Linked DNA regions of Homo sapiens: region 2 is linked to region 1. A link is an interaction called in ENCODE POLR2A ChIA-PET data of the cell type or tissue named here. Cell type or tissue: MCF 10A. All regions are shown on one strand. Links, peaks and the distances in the headings refer to the core of each region. The heading gives the core; the rest is flanking DNA.

Evidence for each region. Peaks named below come from ENCODE experiments on the same cell type or tissue, not always from the same donor. Only the 100,000 strongest peaks of a DNase experiment are listed, where the experiment ranks them.
Region 2: POLR2A ChIA-PET joins it to region 1 with 6 read pairs; 5 of 35 experiments call an interaction of 5 or more read pairs at or near these places.

The regions. Positions count from the first base shown.
Region 1 is chr20:3,418,498-3,422,893 of GRCh38, forward strand. LOC105372508 (a long non-coding RNA gene) reads right to left here. Exons shown (of 3, transcript XR_937212.3): 2 at 3,454-3,581. It overlaps LOC105372509 (a long non-coding RNA gene), which reads left to right. Exons shown (of 3, transcript XR_001754709.1): 2 at 1,550-1,635; 3 at 2,057-2,291. Among named protein-coding and RNA genes, the nearest start is that of DNAAF9, 13 kb to the left of the region's middle. RefSeq lists an enhancer at 2,106-2,175. In MCF 10A, for the core only: no CTCF peak of the experiment used is centred there; a DNase peak (open chromatin) is centred at 2,044.
Region 2 is chr20:3,482,750-3,487,145 of GRCh38, forward strand. All of the region lies in intron 1 of ATRN (attractin), which reads left to right. Among named protein-coding and RNA genes, the nearest start is that of ATRN, 14 kb to the left of the region's middle. In MCF 10A, for the core only: no CTCF peak of the experiment used is centred there; no DNase peak of the experiment used is centred there.

The DNA of each region.
Region 1 (4,396 bases), core at 211-4,210:
TGTTGCCCAGGCTGGCCTTGAACTCCTAGGCTCAAATGATCCTACCACCTCAGCCTCCCAAAGTGCTGGGATTATGGGCATGAGCCTTCACACCCAGCCCTTGATTTTATTTTAACGTCCGTAGATTAGTTTTGTCTGCTCTTGAAATTTGTATAAATGGAATCAGCATATTGATTTTTGAGATTCATTCATTATGCTATATGTATCAATAATTTGTTCACTTTTATTGATGATGAGTAGTATTTTATAGCTCAAACATAACACAATTTGTCGATCCACTTACTAGGTGATGAACATTTGACTTGTTTCCAGTTTGAGGATATTATATATAAACTCTTATAAAACATGTATGTATAAGTCTTTGTGTGGCCATATGTTTTCACTCTTCTTGGGTAAATAGAAGAATTGCTAGGTTATATGGTACATGTATGTTTATCTTTACAAGATAACCGTCTAACAGTTTTTCAAAGTGGTTGTGCCCCATTTTACACTCCCGTCAGAAGTGTATGAGAATTCGGTCCTGGCGCAGTGGCTCACGCCTGTAATCCCAGCACTTTGGGAGGCCGAGGCAGGTGGATCATTGAGGTCAGGAGTTCAAGACTAGCCTAGGCAACATGGTGAAACCCCATCTCTACTAAAAATACAAAAATTAGCTGGGTGGTAGTGGCATGCACCTGTAATCCAAGCTACTTGGGAGGCTGAGGCAGGAGAATCACTTGAGCCTGGGAGGCAGAGATTGCAGTGAGCCGAGATCGCACCACTGCACTCCAGTTTGGGCCACAGAGTGAGAACCTATCTCAAAAAAAAAAAAAAAAAAAAAAAAAGAGGTGTATGAGAATTCCAGTTGTTTCACAACCCTATCAACTCTTGGTAGTGTCAGTCTTTAACTTTCGTCATTCTCCTGCATATGCAGTTGTGTCCCATTGTGATTTTAATTTGCATTTCCCTAATAACTAATGATGTTGGGCATCTTGTCATATTCTTATTTACCATCTGAATATCTTCTGTTATAAAATATTTTTAAAGTGCTCTGCACATTTAGAAAATGGGTTGTTTGTGTTTTATTACTGAGTTAAAGGAGTTCTTTATTTTAGAGTATTTTATTTCGGAGTCCTTTCCTGGATATATGCATTGGGAATGTTTTCTCTCATTGGTTGCATTTACATTTTCTTTTGTGTTTTTTTTTTTTGAGACAGAGTTTTGCTCTTGTTGCTCAGGCCGGAGTGCAATGGCACGATCTCGGCTTACTGCAACCTCTACCTCCTGGGTTCAAGTGATTCTCCTGCCTCAGCCTCCCAAGTAGCTGGGACTATAGGCATGCACTACCATGCCCAGCTAATTTTTTGTATTTTTAGTAGAGACGGGGTTTCATCATGTTGGCCATACTGGTCTTAAACTCCTGACCTCAGTTGATCTGCCCACCTTGGCCTCCCAAAGTGCTGGGATTACAGGCGTGAGCCACTACATTTTCTTAAAGGTGTCTTTTGTGCAGTAGAAGATTTTAATTTTCATGAATTCTAATGTATTATTATTTTTTCATTTATTTTAGAGGAGAATGTGCTGGCTCTGATGTTCAGTGACAAGGGAACAGAGAGAGGTAGGAAGGCCTGAACCAGCCAAGAGACTTTACCTGAGGTAAAAATTCCTCTTCCTTCAATGCCTCAAATCAGGATCTTGAAGTTGGAAAATAATAAAAGCTTGTACAGATTCCACTTTGATTGTTTTTGGCAAGGCTATTTCATAACTACCTGTGGTGATCTAGAGGGTTTCTCAGAAGAAATGACATTTGTGGAGGGAGTCCGGAAGCTGAGTGATAATGAAAGCTATAATTCAAAACCACACTAAGCACTCTTCATGTCATCCTCTGTGGTAGCCAGCCAAGATGGCCCCCAGTGATCCTCAAGTCCTGTGTTCATGCCTTTGTATAGCCTCCCTCAATACTGAATCATGCCTGGCCTGTGACCAATAGAGTATGGCACACATTGTGACTTCCAAGGCTTGGTCATGAAAGACATATGCAACTTCCTTTTGCTTTCTCTTGCATAATCTGTTCTAGACAAAGCAGCTGCCGTTTTATGAGGACACTCAAGCAGCTCTATGGAGAGGCCCACGTGGTGAGAAACTGAGGCCTCCTGCCAAAAACCAGCATCAACTTGTCAGTCATGTGACTGAACCATCCTGGAAGCAGATCTTCCCACTCCAGTGAACCCTGCAGTTGATCACAGCCCCAGTGGATACTTTGGCTGCAGAGAGACCATGATCTAGAACCAATTAGCTAAGTTGCTCCTGAATTCCTGACTCACAGAAACTGTTTGATTAAGATAATAAATATCTTATGTTGTAACAAGTCACTAAATTTGAAGGTAATTTGCTATTCAGCAATAGATAATTAATACAACAGTTCTATAAGGTAAGAATGAGGTATTATCTCCACTATACAAATAAGGAAACAGCCTCAGAAAGGTTAGGTGACTTGCCCAAATTAACTGTCAGAGAAGATTTTTTTCCCTTGACAAATAATTTACATTTTATGGCAATTTCCATGGAGAGGCTAGGTGCAGTGGCTCAATCCTGTAGTCTCAGCACTTTGGGAGGCTGAGGCGGGAGGACTGCTTGAAGCTAGTAGTTCAAGACCAGCTGAGGCCACATAGTAAGACCCCTGTTTCTACAAAAAATTAAAAAAAAATTTTTTTTTTTGAGACAGAATTTCGCTCTTGTTGCCCAGGCTGGAGTGCAATGGCGTGATCTCGGCTCACTGCAACCTCTGCCTCCTGGGTTCAAGCGATTCTCCTGCCTCAGCCTCCTGAGTAGCTGGGATTACAGGCACCTGCCACCACGCCCGGCTAACTTTTGTATTTTTAGTAGAGACAGGGTTTCACCATGTTGGCCAGGCTGGTCTTGAACTCCTGACCTCAGCTGATCTGCCCACCTTGGCCTCCCAAAGTGCTGGGATTACAGGCGTGAGCCACTGCACCTGGCCAAAAAATTTTTTTAATTTGAAATTTATATTTTAAATTTAAATTGCTCACACCTGCAATCTCAGCACTTTTGGAGGCTGAGGCAGGTAGATCGCTTGAGTTCAGTAGCTCAAGACCAGCCTGGGAAACGTGACAAAGCTCCATCTCTGCAACAAATACAAAAGAATTAGCCAGGCATGGTGGTGTGCGCCTGTAGACCCAGCTAATTGGGACGCTGAGGTGGGAGGATCGCTTTAGCCTGGGAGACAGAGACTGTGGTGAGCCAAGATCGCGCCACTGCACTCCAGCCTGGGCGACAGAGCAAGGCCCTGCTGTCTCAAAATATTAAATAAATAAATACATTTATTTCCATGGAGAAACAATAAAGAGAAACATCAAAACTCAGATGGCAAACCTCCTCAGCCCTTCCTGAACCTTTTTCCTCCCCAGCATTCCAACATTTCTCTCAAAAACTCTCAAGCCTGCCCAGCTTTACCTCTAGCCTCCCTCTTGCATTTCCCACTCAGCAAAGCAAAAAGGTGGCTGCATTCGAACTGAGTTTCGATTCCAGCTCTAACTTCAATGTCCATGTTCCTAACCACTCTGGTTCCCAGAAGGGTTTCTCTAGGAAGAAAAATAAGGGAAGGGCATTAGACGTAGAGAAAACAACAAATGCAAAGAAGCGAGGGTTTGACAGAATCTGGCTGCCTCTGAGGGAGTGGAGGGACAATGGTTCAGCGGGGCTAGAGAGCAAACTTCCTGGGAAAGGAGGTGGCAGGGTGAAGCAGGAAAGGAGTTCGTAGCCAGTGTGTAGAAACCCATAGGCCATGTCAACAATTTTGAATTTCTCTACAACAAAAAATTTTAGGCAGGGGAGAAAGTTGCTTGTGTCTGAATTTCCAAAAGACTCTTTAGGGAAAGAAATCATTGTATTAAAAAGAGACTTGCACTGGAATATTTATTGCAGCACTGTTCACAATAATCACAAAGACAGGGGATCAACCTAAGTGTTTGTCAAAGGAGAATTGGATAAAATGTAGTATGTGCATATACCATGGAATACTGTAATACTTAGCCATAGAAAAGAATGAAGTCATATCTTTTGCAGCAACATGGATGGAACTGGAGGCCATGATCCTAAGTGAAATAACTCAGGAACAGAAAGTCAAATGCCACATGTTCTCACTTATTAGTGGGAGCTAAATAATGTGTACATATAGACACACAGAGTGGGATAATAGACATTGGAGACTACAAAAGGTGAGAGGGTGGGAGAAGGGTGAGGATTGAAAAATTACCTATTGGGTACAATATTCACTATTCAGATGATGTGTACACTAACAGCCGAGACTTCACTGCTAAGCAATATATGCACGCAATAAAGCTGCACTTGTACTCCATGTATATATAATAGATAGTAAAATGTATTATATATTAAA
Region 2 (4,396 bases), core at 159-4,158, 64 kb after region 1:
ATGGGAGCAGTATTTGGACAACTCTTTGAGAAACACTGACCAATACTGACAAAATGTATAACTCATTTTTTTAAAGTGATGATATGTTTAGTGCTGGTTCAGTCTCTGAACTAACTATAACTTCCTATTAATATGAAATATTTGAAGCCTATGGAAGAGATGCGAGGAATATCTCTTTGTACTTGCAACCTGGTTTTTCTGAATTTTCTTCATATTAATGTTATTCTAAAAAGTAAAATGTTACAGATACTGACCAAGGTCCCCATGTTACCACCCCTTCTTAATCCTCTTCACCGTACCCTTTCCCCAGAGGTAACTAGTATGGTGAAGTTGATGTTTATTATTTCTCTTGCATGTTTCTACTCTTATTACAGAGAGTACAGAGAGATATTTCTGCAAACAATATCTTATTCCCAAAAACATGTAGCATTTTTTAATCTTGAGATGAGATATGCTGGAGATTTATCTGTTGATAAATGTAGTTCTAGTGGATTCATAGTTAATATTAATTACAGAAGGATTCCAGTTTACTTACCCATTTTCCTGCTGATGGGCATTTAGAGTTTTCCAACTTTTGCTGTTACAAATAGTACTACAATTACATTCTTTTTTTTTGTGACAGGGTCTCACTCTATGAACCAGGCTAGAGTGCAGTGATGTAATCACCGCTCACTGCAGCCCTGACCTTCAGGGCTTAGGTGATCCTCCCACCTCAGCCTCTGGAATAGCTGAGACTACAGGCATGTGCCACCACACCCAGCTAATTTTTTGTGTTTTTAGTAGAGACCAGGCTTCACTATGTTGCCCGGGCTGATCTTGAACTCCTGGCCTAAGCAATTTGCCTGCCTGGGGCTCTCAGAGTGCTGGGATTGCAGGTGTGAGCCACCATGCCCGGCCCAATTAGCATTCTTTACCTATCTCTTTTTGCATACATGTGTGATTTTTCTCTAGGGTAGTGATCTTCAGTCTTTTGAAACACCTCCAAAATAACTGAAATTCTTTTTACTTCCTTGCTTTCAGGTTGACATGCAGTTGACACATATTATTTTTCAAAAAAAAACAGATTTATAGAGTTGAAGAGATACAATTTCTGTATATTATAAATAGAGCTGCTGAAAAAATTCCCCATTATACAGTATTACTTTAAAAATATTTATTGAGTAGAATCCAAATTCCATAGCAGTTTAATAACCTTTCTCATTTTAAAAAATACATGAGGCCGGGCATGATGACTCACACCATAATCCCAGCACTTTGGGAGGCTGAGGTGAGAGGATTGCTTAAGCCCAGGAGTTTGAGACCAGTCTGGGCAACATAGGGAGACCCCATCTCTATAAAAAAATTTAAAAATTTGCAGGGCATGATAGCACATAACTGTAGTCTTAGCTACTTGGGAAGTTGAGGTGGGAGGGTCACTTGAGCCCAGCAGTTTGAGGCTGCAGTGAGCTAAGATCACACTACTGCATTCTATCCTGGATGACAGAGAGGGACCTTGTCTTTAAAAAAAAAAAAACAACAAAGAAACCAAAACCCACATGTAGTAAATGTTATTATTCTTTTCCTTTATGGCTTGTCCTTTTTGTGTTATATTATAAAATTCCTTTCCTGTACTGACCTTGTAAATATACTCTTCTATATTTTACTTCCTCAAAATTTAAAATTTTTGCTTTATTCCATTCTGATCTTTTATCCACCTGTAACTTGTTTCTGTGAATGATTTGTTATATTGACCTAATTTAATTATCTTTATATGGTAAGCGGTTGTTGCAGTTCCATTTATAGAACAGTTTTGCCCCTGCTCCCCGTTTGTATTGAATTGTGCTATAATCATTTAAAACTTCAGACTTGTCTTGATTGTTCTTAACTCTTGGCTCCCCTAATTTCAACAAAAATCCCTGTTGATATTTTGTTGGAATTTCACCTGATGTTGAGATAAGCCTGGGGAAATCTGTCATCTTTATTATAGAGGGTCTTTCCATCCTTCGCATCCTTCTGGAAAGATGCTTTATATTTCCAGTTTAGGTCTCATATCTTTCAGTAAATTCTTATAGCTTTTTTCAAATGATCTGACACACTTTTATTAGATTTACTACTCGATAGAGAATTTTGTTATTACTAGAAACTAATTGATTACTATAGTACCTAGGAATGGATTTTAAAATTATTATTATTATTATTATTATTATTATTATTATTATTGCACTGAGTAATATTTAGCTCATGAGTATCTGTATTTATCTGGGCACCTCTCTGAAGTCTGGTAAACTTATTCACCTGTCTGGATCTAGGCAGGAGGTTGACTGGGCTCAGCTGGTGGGGATGGGGGTGTCACAGCTGTCACATCTCTTTGTACCAGAGGCTGGCTGAGCCTCACCATCATGGTGATGGCAGAAGTGCAAAGGCAGAATTTATTTCCTCGTATTTTGAATTTTTATATCTATGAATCCTTCCTAAGCTCTTGTAGTACTGGTAGCTTGTGTGTGGATTCTCCTGTTCCCCATGTTGATAGTCATGCTGCCAATAAGTTGTGACAGTTTACTTCTAAACTGTATACACCTTCTTTCTTTTTCTTGTGTAATTAATGAGCTAGTTCATGTTGTTGAATATTATCAATGTAGGACATTGTTGAATGGTCTTGATCCTGACTTTAAAAAGAATCCTATGGAATAGTTCCCTGCACATAGAAGGTGGCCTGTGATTATATTGATTTTTGTCTTTTCATCTGTTAATGTGGTAAATTACACTTACATACTTTTTAATTGTTAGACCATCTTTGTATTCCTGAGTTGAACCCATTTTGGCCATGATATGTTTTTTAATACAGATTTTTAGATTTGGTTTGCCAATACATTTTTTTGAGGTTTTTTTTTTTTTTTTTTTTTTTTTTTTTGAGTTGGAGTCTTGCCCTGTCGTCCAGGCTGGAGTGCAATGGTGCGATCTTGGCTCACTGCAACCTCTGCCTCCTGGGTTCAAGCAATTCTCCTGCCTCAGCCTCCCAAGTAGCTGGGATTACAGGTGCCTGCCACCATGCCTGGCTTATTTTTGTATTTTTAGTAGAGACGGGGTTTCACCATGTCGGTCAGGCTGGTCTCAAACTCCTGACCTCATAATCCTCCTGCCTCAGCCTCCCAAAGTGCTGGGATTACAGGCATAAGCCACCCCGCCCAGCCTGAATTTTTGAACTGTGCTTGTGAGCTTTTCTTTTGGCAAGCATGTCAGATTTTGTCTGTTGTTTTATTTTGTCTTCACCCTTGAATGCTCATATAGCTGGGTCTGGAATTTAAGATTGATCATTATTTTCTTTGAGCAATTTGAATGTTTTTTTCCAATGTCTTCTGATTTTTATTACTGATGTTTCAAAGTCAGCTGTCAGTCTAATTCATTCATAGGTAATTTTTTTTCTTTCTCTCTTTTTTAGCTTCTTACTCTGGAAAATTTCAAATAAACAAAAATGGAAGGTATAACAAGTGTGACGTGTCTGTCACCAGCTTCAACATTTGCAACTCATAGCCAGTCTTTTTCACTTTTACCACTGCCCCATTCCCATGCCTTCCCCTCCTCCCACCAGCCAGCATAGATTATTTTGAAGTAAATCTCAGGTGCCATTTTGTTTCCTTCTGGTTGTTTTTCTTTTCCTTTTTCTTTTTTTCCTTTTTATTTTTATTTTTATTTTTTTGAGACAGAGTCTTGCTCTTTCACTCATGCTGGATTGCAGTGGTGTGATCTTGACTCACTGCAACCTCTGTTTCCCGAGTTCAAGCGATTCTGGTGCTTCACCTTCCTGAGTAGTTGAAATTACAGTTGTGTGCCACTTTTTTATTTTTAGTAGATATGGGGTTTCACTGTTGTCTCGAATTCCTGGCCTCAAGTAATCTGTCCGCCTTGGCCTCCCAAAGTGCTGGGATTACAGGTGTGAGCCACCACACCAAACCATTCTGGTTTTTTATAAGTGCTCTTGCTTTTACTCATAGTCTATCTCTGTTATTTTTTTCTTTCCCTTTCTCTTTTGGTTGATTGTATTAACGTAGTATTACTATGATGTGCCCAAATGTGGATTTATTTTTATTTTGCTCAGTGTATGTGCATTCTTTATCTGAGGATTCAAGTCTGTTATCATTTCTGGGAAATTCTCAGGTATTATCTTTTGAAAGCTTCCTTTACATTTTATTTGTTATTATCTCTTAGTACGACTTTTAGACAGACACATGTTGCCTATTCTTTTTATTCTGTTTACTTTCTACTTCTCATAATTTTTATCTATTTCCCTCTGTTGCATTCAGGATAATTTCCTCAGATCTGTTCTCTAGTTCACAAATTCTCACTTTAACTGTATCTAATTTGTGGTGTAACTTGTTAAATTTTCATTTTCAGTGACTGTATTTTTAATTTCTAGAGG